Linked DNA regions of Homo sapiens: regions 1 and 2 are each linked to region 3. Evidence: chromatin contacts called from ENCODE Hi-C or POLR2A ChIA-PET data. All regions are on one chromosome and are shown on one strand. The core of a region is the stretch at or near the end of the contact, and the rest is flanking DNA. Distances in the headings are between cores, read along the strand shown. Region 1 overlaps SH3RF1 (SH3 domain containing ring finger 1). Region 2 overlaps NEK1 (NIMA related kinase 1). Region 3 holds the start of SH3RF1 (SH3 domain containing ring finger 1).

The links. Hi-C counts contacts between places; a loop is a spot of excess contacts on that map. ChIA-PET counts read pairs that join two places held with the same protein, here RNA polymerase II (POLR2A). Pooled maps may share reads with other maps.
Region 1: a map of PC-3 shows a loop between it and region 3 (5-fold over the local background). The contact joins the enhancer-like site here to the promoter of SH3RF1 in region 3. A Hi-C loop is called at or near these places in 11 of 168 maps with a recorded cell type or tissue (B cell, Caco-2, Calu3 and 8 more), 16 of 37 single-sample maps with no recorded cell type and 19 of 50 pooled maps. POLR2A ChIA-PET finds 5 or more read pairs at or near these places in 4 of 52 experiments (BJ, HepG2, MCF 10A and 1 more).
Region 2: a map of mammary epithelial cell shows a loop between it and region 3 (2.9-fold over the local background). The contact joins the enhancer-like site here to the promoter of SH3RF1 in region 3. A Hi-C loop is called at or near these places in 8 of 168 maps with a recorded cell type or tissue (IMR-90, MCF 10A, Right ventricle myocardium inferior and 4 more), 2 of 37 single-sample maps with no recorded cell type and 9 of 50 pooled maps. POLR2A ChIA-PET finds 5 or more read pairs at or near these places in 4 of 52 experiments (AG04449, AG04450, Caco-2 and 1 more).

Annotation. Positions count from the first base shown.
Region 1 is chr4:169,199,680-169,202,627 of GRCh38, reverse strand. The region is part of intron 2 of SH3RF1 (SH3 domain containing ring finger 1); the gene reads left to right. Among named protein-coding and RNA genes, the nearest start is that of SH3RF1, 70 kb to the left of the region's middle. Within about 2 kb of position 1,312, at least 3 of the 41 ENCODE cell types and tissues checked have a DNase peak (open chromatin) inside an H3K27ac peak, as active enhancers do.
Region 2 is chr4:169,397,012-169,399,739 of GRCh38, reverse strand. The region is part of intron 35 of NEK1 (NIMA related kinase 1); the gene reads left to right. Among named protein-coding and RNA genes, the nearest start is that of SH3RF1, 130 kb to the right of the region's middle. Within about 2 kb of position 1,284, at least 3 of the 41 ENCODE cell types and tissues checked have a DNase peak (open chromatin) inside an H3K27ac peak, as active enhancers do; they include mammary epithelial cell, where a contact is called at or near this core.
Region 3 is chr4:169,269,505-169,272,410 of GRCh38, reverse strand. SH3RF1 (SH3 domain containing ring finger 1) reads left to right here and starts at 1,455. Exons shown (of 12, transcript NM_020870.4): 1 at 1,455-1,552. RefSeq lists silencers at 825-974, 1,015-1,774, 2,015-2,234.

The DNA of each region.
Region 1 (2,948 bases), core at 63-2,562, 70 kb after region 3:
AAGGTAGGTATTTACTACCCTTGTGTTTTCAGAGGTTCAGACAATTGTCACTGTGTTATTAACCCAAATACTAATTATAAGCTAGCTGTAAGCTGAAGGTTTTTATTCATTATACATTGTCCTTTAAAAGGAACCACATCCCCTCCTTCAGATGAGATGGTAAATTGAAACAGTGCTGCCCAGCCTGGACTTCATTTCTCATCCACAGAGGCTCACTGTTTGAGGCTTTAAAATTTGTACTCTATTTGCCTTGATATGTGGGCACAAGAGAAAAATAGAGAGGGCTGAGAGTCAAGGTTGACCTCATACCAAGAACTAGCCTCCTACGGAGGGAGGTAAACATTAAACTGAAGCATCAGGATAAAGAAACAGTTTATGTTAGGGCCAAAGCACTAACACTATTCCTTGTCTTCCCGGCACCAAGAACACGAAGTAGGCCCTTAATAAATATTTGCTGAATAAGTACTTCCATTGCAACTCAGTATCTATATCCTGAGGTCAGAGATAACTGTAAATTTGGGGGAGTGAGATTTTTTTTTTTTAAGCTGACAGCATTGTCTCTCATTTAATTCTCACAACATTATGAGATACTTTTTCATTTTGCAGATGGGTAAAGGGAAACTTGAGAACATTAGATACTGTGTCCAAAGACTCCTCTCTCATAGCTGTCAGAGCTGGGGTGTGAACCCAAGTTCACTGACTCCTGGTACAGGTCCTTGCAGTTTGGACCAAGTATCCTGTGCTACTAGGTTTCTCTACTTGCCTCTGTAGCGACGACAGATGGGTTTTCTGTGTTAAGACCTCATCCCCAGGATTTTTAATAGTAAATCTTTGACTTACATTGGAAAAAATAAAATCAACATATGATTTCAACTGGGAAATCAGAGCCTCAGGAGAAGTCAATAGTGTTTTCTCTGTGACTTCACAGGAAGTTACCATGGAAATGATTATGGTATTATGAATACAAAATTATAACTTTGACTGGGAAATAAGCTGCCTAAAGAGACAAAATGCTAAGGAATAGCAAAGTTGTTGTTATGAAAGTGGCTTTTAGATTTGAGATGAACACACTTAGCAACATGAAGTCTAAATGCCTGGTCTCCTTTAGCATTCCTGAAACATCAGTGTTAAATTATTCTTTTAACTCTCCCTGGTTTTGTTACTACTTTCAGAACTTGTTGAAAGTAAAATAATTCCCATGTGTGCCTATGTGTTTTTAGTTTGGCAAATATTGTTTTTTACAGATCCTCCCTGCCCTAGCCCCGCTCTAATCCCTTCTTCAAAGTATTCCCAGTGGAGATAAATTGTTTCCTGGTTTTGCATCAACAAATTCCCTGCAGAATAAGTATTCGTCAATTGTTAAAGCCAGCTCTGGCAGTAGATGGAGAGGCCGTGGTGTTTTTCTGATAGAAACTTTAATTCCAAATTTCATTGTTCCTGCTACTTTTCACTAAATTTAATCCTTTTAAAGATGTTAATTTTAAAAATATTGATCGTATATTTTAAATTTTATCATAGAAAAGGTTTTTTTCAAATTGCCAGTAATCAGAAATGGTGACAATACTGTATTATTGTTTGCCATCTTAATTTCTTTATATTTGGAATCCTGTTGTGTTTTTAAAATTTATTTAACTGACATTGTGTCTGACTGGCTCGAGAGCACACTGAAGACTTCTGTTCTCTTACTGCTGTCATTTTACTTTGAAAGGGCCAAGTATTCTAGACAGGGACCTCATAGCTGTTCTGACCCATTAAGCTCTAGAAACTTACCAGTTTACTCATCTCAGTTGGGATGGACTAATTATTCTGGAATCTGATATACCTGTCTCACCAGACTACTCTGGTATCTAAAGTATCTTCCTAATCTGTGATTGGGAAGAGAAGAGTGAATAGCCGTGGAACTTTCTGTTAAGTAGAAAGATTTTTAAATGGTAAAGGGAGCACGTAGTTGAACTGTTCACAAATATATGTGCCAGTGTATCACATAGTAATACATATGATACATATGAAAGATTATGTAAGGTATATGTAAGTTATGAAACTTGTTTTTTTCCTCACATTATGTTTCTGATTCATCCCTGTTGTGAGCTGTGGTTCATTCTTACTGAAGTAAATACTTCTTTTTTCTGAAGTAAATATTTATTTTCTAGTGTTTACTTTGACTCATGGGTTATTTAGAAATGCTTTAAAATTTTCTAACTGTGGAGATTTTATTTTTATATAATTGATTTTTAACTTAATTGCATTGTGATTAACGGGCATGGTCTATATAATACCTATTGTTGGAACTCCATTGAGACTGGTTTTGTGGCTTAACATATAAACAGGTTTTGGAAATATGTATGTGAAAACAGTGTGTACTTTTATTTGGCATTACTACACATGTCCTCTGCATCAAACATATTTTAGAATCTCTGACTATATGATGGGTTCATTAATTTCTTCTGTGTTTTTATTAAATATTGCTCTATACATATTTGAGGCTATTTTAATAGATATTTAAATATATGGAATTAGTATACTTTCCTGTTAAATTTACCGTTGTGTAGGTACTCTCTTTATTCCTTTTTTTTGGATGGAGTCCATTTTAAAATGATACTGATGTAGTACATAACTTTATTTAGGTTCATATTTGCCTGGAATATTTTCTCATGATGTCGATCTTTTATGTCTTTATGTTTTAGGTGTGCCTCTTATAAAGAGCATACTGCTTCATTTTGTTATTGTTTTAAAATACATTATAATATCTAATTTTTAACTGGTAGATTAATTTACATGTGTCGTGCTTGCTGAATGTTTGATGTTGTTACTGTCACCTTACCTTAATATTTTATTTATATTTGTCACACCTTTTTATCCATTTCGCTTTCTCTTTTATTGTCTTTCTTTTTAAATTGTTTGAATTTTGTTTGTTTTCTTATTCCCAGTGGATTGGAAGCTGTGACAGA
Region 2 (2,728 bases), core at 35-2,534, 130 kb before region 3:
CTGAGGTGGGAGGATTGCTTGAGCCCAGGAGTTTGAAGCTGCAGTGAGCTGTGATTGTGCTACTGCACTCAGCCTTGGTGACAAAGCCAGACCCTGTCTCAAAAAAGTAAATAAATAAAAATAAAGAAGATTATAACTTAGAATAATTCATTTTTTTTTGTTTTTTTTGAGACAGAGTCTTATTGCCCAGGCTGGAGTGCAGTGTCGTGATCTCGGCTCATTGCAACCTCCACCCCCTGGGCTCAAGTGATTCTCCTGCCTCAGCCTCCCAAATAGCTGGGATTATAGGCGTGCGCCACCACACCTGACTACTTTTTGTATTTTTAGTAGAGACAGGGTTTCACCATGTTGGCCAGGCTGGTCTTGAACTCCTGATCTCAGATGATCCACACACCTCAGCCTCCCAAAGTGCTGGGATTACAAATGTGAGCCACTGCGCCTGGCCCTAGAATAGTTCTTATCAAGGATGTGGTATTAAACGTTTTTTGTGTGTGTGAGATGGAGTCTTGCTCTGTTGTCCAGGCTAGAGTGCAGTGGCACAGTCTCAGCTCACTGCAACCTCTGCCTCCTGGGTTCAAGTGATTCTCCTGCCTCAGCCTCCTGAGTAGCTTGGCCTACAGGTGCTACCATGCCTGGCCAATTTTTGTATTTTTAGTAGAGATGGGGTCTCACCATGTTGGCCAGGCTGGCCTCGAACTCCTGACCTCAAATGATTCACCCCTCCTTGGCCTCCCAAAGTGCTGGGATTACAGGTGTGAGCCACTGCACCTGGCAAAACTTGTAGACACAAAAAGCAATATGTAAAATTTTGAACAAGAATTTATTTCTAGATTATTTGCCCAAACATTAATTTTATTACTTTAAATGTTAAATTCATAGACTAAAATTGAGGGTTTTAAATGTTGATGCTTAATTTTAGCAATAAAAATGTTTATAAAATGTATTTGTATTCCATACAAAATGTGTTTGCATATTCATACAAAAAAGTCTAAGATTGCATTGAAATATATATATGTATATAGTAAGAGAGAAAATTAAGTTTTAAAAAAAAGTTTGGGGAAGTCAACAAATTGGACAAATGAGCACAAGCAGTATAACATGAAGCCAGGAATGAAGAATACAAACTTCATGTTCAAAAGGTTTCCACATTTTCTAAAAACAGGAAACAAATTTGGTGCTGGTCTTTCTCACAAAGCAGAAAACCTAATTAATTACATGAGTCACAGTATTCATGAGACAAAACATTTTAGTTGCTCAGAGGACAGCTATTTTTGGTATTGAAACCAAAGGAACAATTTTCCCATGATCTTTAAAAAGAGGGCACTATCATACAGTGTTCCTCAAACTTGAATAACATGTGGATCCCTTTAAGGAGCAAAAAGTATTTTTTTCAGGCATGAGAATCCAAGGGTCTATAAACCCCAGTAAAAAAAAAAAAACTCAAGTCTTAGTGGTAGAAAATTTCTGTTAGTTGTGAATTATTACTGTAAAACATGTTGTATTTTTCTAAATATTAAAAAATTTTATCAAAATGAAAATATAAAAGGTAAACATTTTCTGGTACTTGTGGATTTCTTATTTTATTGAGACCTTGGACTTCATTTTACAAAACAGTGCTATAATGGAATGAAAAGTATCCTCAGTAATTTTTACAATATTTAGATTTCATGAGGCTGTTTCTCATATGTCATGCTGTAAGTTAATGGCACGAAGCCAGAGGATGATTCCATTTCAGTAATTCTGTAGAGTGTATCAAACCAATTCTATTCATATTCAGACTATTCCACCTCCAGGCGGTTCTCCTTAAGTATTGTTTCAATAGAGCTTTTCATAAGTAATCAGCAACAATGTGCTTGGGGTTCAGTTTTGCTCAACAAGTATCTGGAGAGCTTTTAGTTTGCCTTGCCCCTTAAGTGGAGAGCTGTAACAATCAACTTATTCACAAGGTAGAATTGACACCCTCTTTTGACAACTGAGTGGCTTCAAAAGGATATAAGCCTACACAGAAGGCCATTTCCCCTGCAAAGGACCAAGAATCAGGCTAGGTTAATACACCACTCAGGAAGCAATATCAGATTTTCTCTAGTACACAAATGGAAAGGGAAAGAGAACCCCAGAGTTCTGTATCATAAAGCCTGACAGTAATTCCTTCACCCTAGAAAAAATGTAAAGCAATTGAAGATGCCTACCCTGGCAATCTTTTCTAAAACTCTTAGTACATACCATTACAGCAGGTGTAGCTTAAAAAAAAATTGAGTACAGCCCATAAAATATTGTAACTTGCTACTATAGCTACTAAAGAAACTGGTTATAAAATGGATATTGAATTATGTGGATGACTTGCTGTTTTGTATTGTTAATCATGAGAGTTAAATGAAATGACTAGATATAGATTTCATATTCATTGATTCAGAATAACCGTTTTGCACTCCTTCTTATTGGAAGTCAGTAGAGCCCATATATAGCTGTTCTTTTTGATTTGGGGAGTTTTTTGTTGGGATTTTTTTTTTTCTATGGAGACAGGGCCTTGCTCTGTCACCCAGGTTGGAGTGCAGTGGCATGATCTCAACTCACTGCAACCTCCGCCTCCTGGGCTCAAGCAGTCCTCCCACTTCAGCCTCCTGAGTAACTGGTACTACTGGCGTGAGCTACCATGCCTGACTCATTTTTGTATTTTTTTGGCAGAGATGGCATTTCGCCATGTTGATCTCAAACTCCTGGCCTGAAG
Region 3 (2,906 bases), core at 206-2,705:
AAAGATGACATAGAGGGTTGCTGAGAGAATTGAACTGATGCATGAAAAATGTTCAGCACAGTGCCTGATTTACAGTGAGTGATCATTGTTAGCTGTCATAATTTTTTCAGGCTTATGTGATCCTTATGTCTTGAATGGTTTAGCTGTGGCCCTAGCTGGAGACTAGAGGATAAACTGAGACTCCTCGTCAAATCATAAACCTAGTTGGTGGCTGGGCAGAGATTTCTTGCATCATCTGTTGTAACCCTTTCTTCTTATAACCACCTAGTTTCTGCCCACCTTTGAGGAGGGGTATTTGGGATAACTTTTTGTAAATTGATGGTAAATGCAAATATAGTAATGTCAACTTTAGATCAGTGACAAAATTTTAACTTGCTTCTCCACTAAATCGAGACTGAAAAACCTCAAAACCTATGGACAAGATGTTTTTCAAAACTCCACTTCGGTTTACAGGTGTGTGCTTGGGGCAACCAAAACAAAGATTACTGCGATGATGGCAGCCACCCAGGCTCAGATAAAAGAGGCGCCTCTCAGCGTGCTTTGCGGTGCCAGCCCACCTGAGGTCAGACTCAATTCTCCCCACTTAGGGCAGGGATAACAGAGCCCCCGAGCCTGGGTTGGAAGTCCGTACTACCGTTTTCCTAGTCTTGGGCTTTGGGGTCAGCGGTCCTCCAGGCTTGCTCCGGTTTGGGTCCTGGGGTGACTGATGGCTGGGTGCGGACAGGTGGCCGCGGCACTGTCCCCATCGATTCACCACGCCGCTCTCGGCCCTAAGGGGCAACACTTCGCTCCGACTCTACCAAGTAAGTGTCCGGGGTGGGCAACCAGACGCAAAGCGCAGCGGGATCGGTTCCCGCCAGGGCTGCTCCCGCCGCCTCCGCGGACCCAGCCCCTCCCGCGCCGCGACTCGCCCAGCCTGGGGAGGAAGGGTCCGTCCAGGGCTCCCAGCCCCGCCGGGGGGAGGAGGAGGCGGCGGGACCCTGTCCCGGGGCTTCTTCCTGCTTCCCCCAGCCTCCACTCCCGCCGCCTTCCCGTCCGGTGGCTCCATTTTTCAGGCGCGTTCTCCTCAGGGAGAAGGCGTCCGTCCCCGAGCCTTCCCCTCGTAGTCCCCTGGGGGCCCCGCTCCCCATCCTCTAGGCTCTTGCAGCGCCCCCTCAGGCCGCCGCCCCAATCCCGCCCCCGGGCTCCGGCGGGGTACTGGGCGCAGGTCACCTCAGCGCGGGAGGCCGGCGCGGCGGCGGGTGGCTCCGAGAGGTGCCGCGCCCGCTCCCGGGGAAGGCGCTGTGGCGCGGGGCCGCCCCCTTGCGCCCCGGGCGCCGGCTGCGTCCCGGCCTCCTCCTCCTCTTCCTCCGCCCTCCTTGGCTGGGAAAGTGGGAGGCGGCGGCGGCGGCGTGGTGTGTGTGCGCGCGTGAGGGGGGCAGCAGAGAGGAGTCTCCCGGTGCCGCCGCGGCGTCAGAGACACTGCGAGCGGCGAGCGCGGTGGGGCCGCATCTGCATCAGCCGCCGCAGCCGCTGCGGGGCCGCGAACAAAGAGGAGGAGCCGAGGCGCGAGGTAGGGCGCGCGGCCGGCGCGGGGTCGACGGGGACCCAGCGTCGGCGGACCCCTAGCCGCGGAGAAGGCGGTGGTCTCGACATTCCCCCATCCCCGCCCTGGGTCGGTCTCTCTCTCCCCTCGCCCTCGGGTCCCCGTGGGCCGGGAATCAGGACCTGCGGAAGCGGAGCAGCCCGCGGCCTCTGCCTTCTCCGGGCAGGAAGCTGCCAGGGCTCCGTGCCGCGGTCTCCCCGGGCGCAGCCCAGCACCCCCTGCTTCCCGGATGGCGCGGTCTCTCTGGGGACTGTCGCCTTATCTTGGCTGGGCTAGAAAGCTGCTTCCCCGTGGCACTCTGTGGGGCTGAGTTTCGCAACTTAAGCCTGCGCATTTATTTTTAAGTCCTTGAAAACTTCCCGCAGTCGTGTAGAGGGATTTGTGTCCCCGGCCTGAGCTAAAGGGAGGCGGAGATGAGGGAGGCTGTAGGGTGAGATCCCCACGCCGGGACCGGCCGGGCCGCAGCCCCAGGCCGCGACCGGCTCCTGCCGGGTGCCGCCGACACCTGGCCCCGGGGTGTGTCTGCGGCGAGCGGCCGCCGCGCCTCCCTGCGGGCTTGGGAGTACCTGTGCTTGGCGCCGTGGGAGCGGGGGTGCAGCCCTGGGGCTCCCCCGCTCCGGCTTTGTCAAGAACAGCTGTTAATGCTCCCAGCCAAATCTTTTTACTCCCGTTCTCCTGGGCATTCACTTTTACATTTATTTTGGCGGTGGGGGGAGAGCGGCGCAGTAAGTGGCTTGCTTTTTCCTGAATGGCCTCATTTTCATATGCCCACAGTTTCCAGTCCAACCTTCCATTGTCGAATTCTTTTGGTGATAATTTTGCCAGCTTTTCTGAATGGGATTAGGACAGGCCGTTCAGAAATGTGTTTCAGAGTTTATCAACTACTGCCCTGAAGGGCGCTTTTCTGTTTTAGCTGCTTTCAAGCAAATCTGTGTCTTTTAGAATTGTCAACCTTCAGCTCTTTTTGGTTGGGCAAAATTAAACAGTTCTATTTTTAATAACAGCGAAGAAACATATGTATTTAATATTGGGATCATTTACCACGAGCGATTACATGAGGCATGGTTTCTTAAACGCTAAAGTGGCTTAAAAAAGGGAATTTAGTTGGATATAAAAGTAAATTTCAGGTAGAGGAAACTTTCAATGGCCTCTGTCAGCTTCTCCTATGAGTTGAAGACTTTATTAAGGCAGCTGATACCACTTTCAGAGCTTAAGAAATTATGTTCCTTATTGCACTTCATAAATCCTTCTGCGGGAATTATGTAATACTCTGTGCCTTGTGTTTGCCCAGTGAATCCCTAGATATCTTTAGGGGTTAATT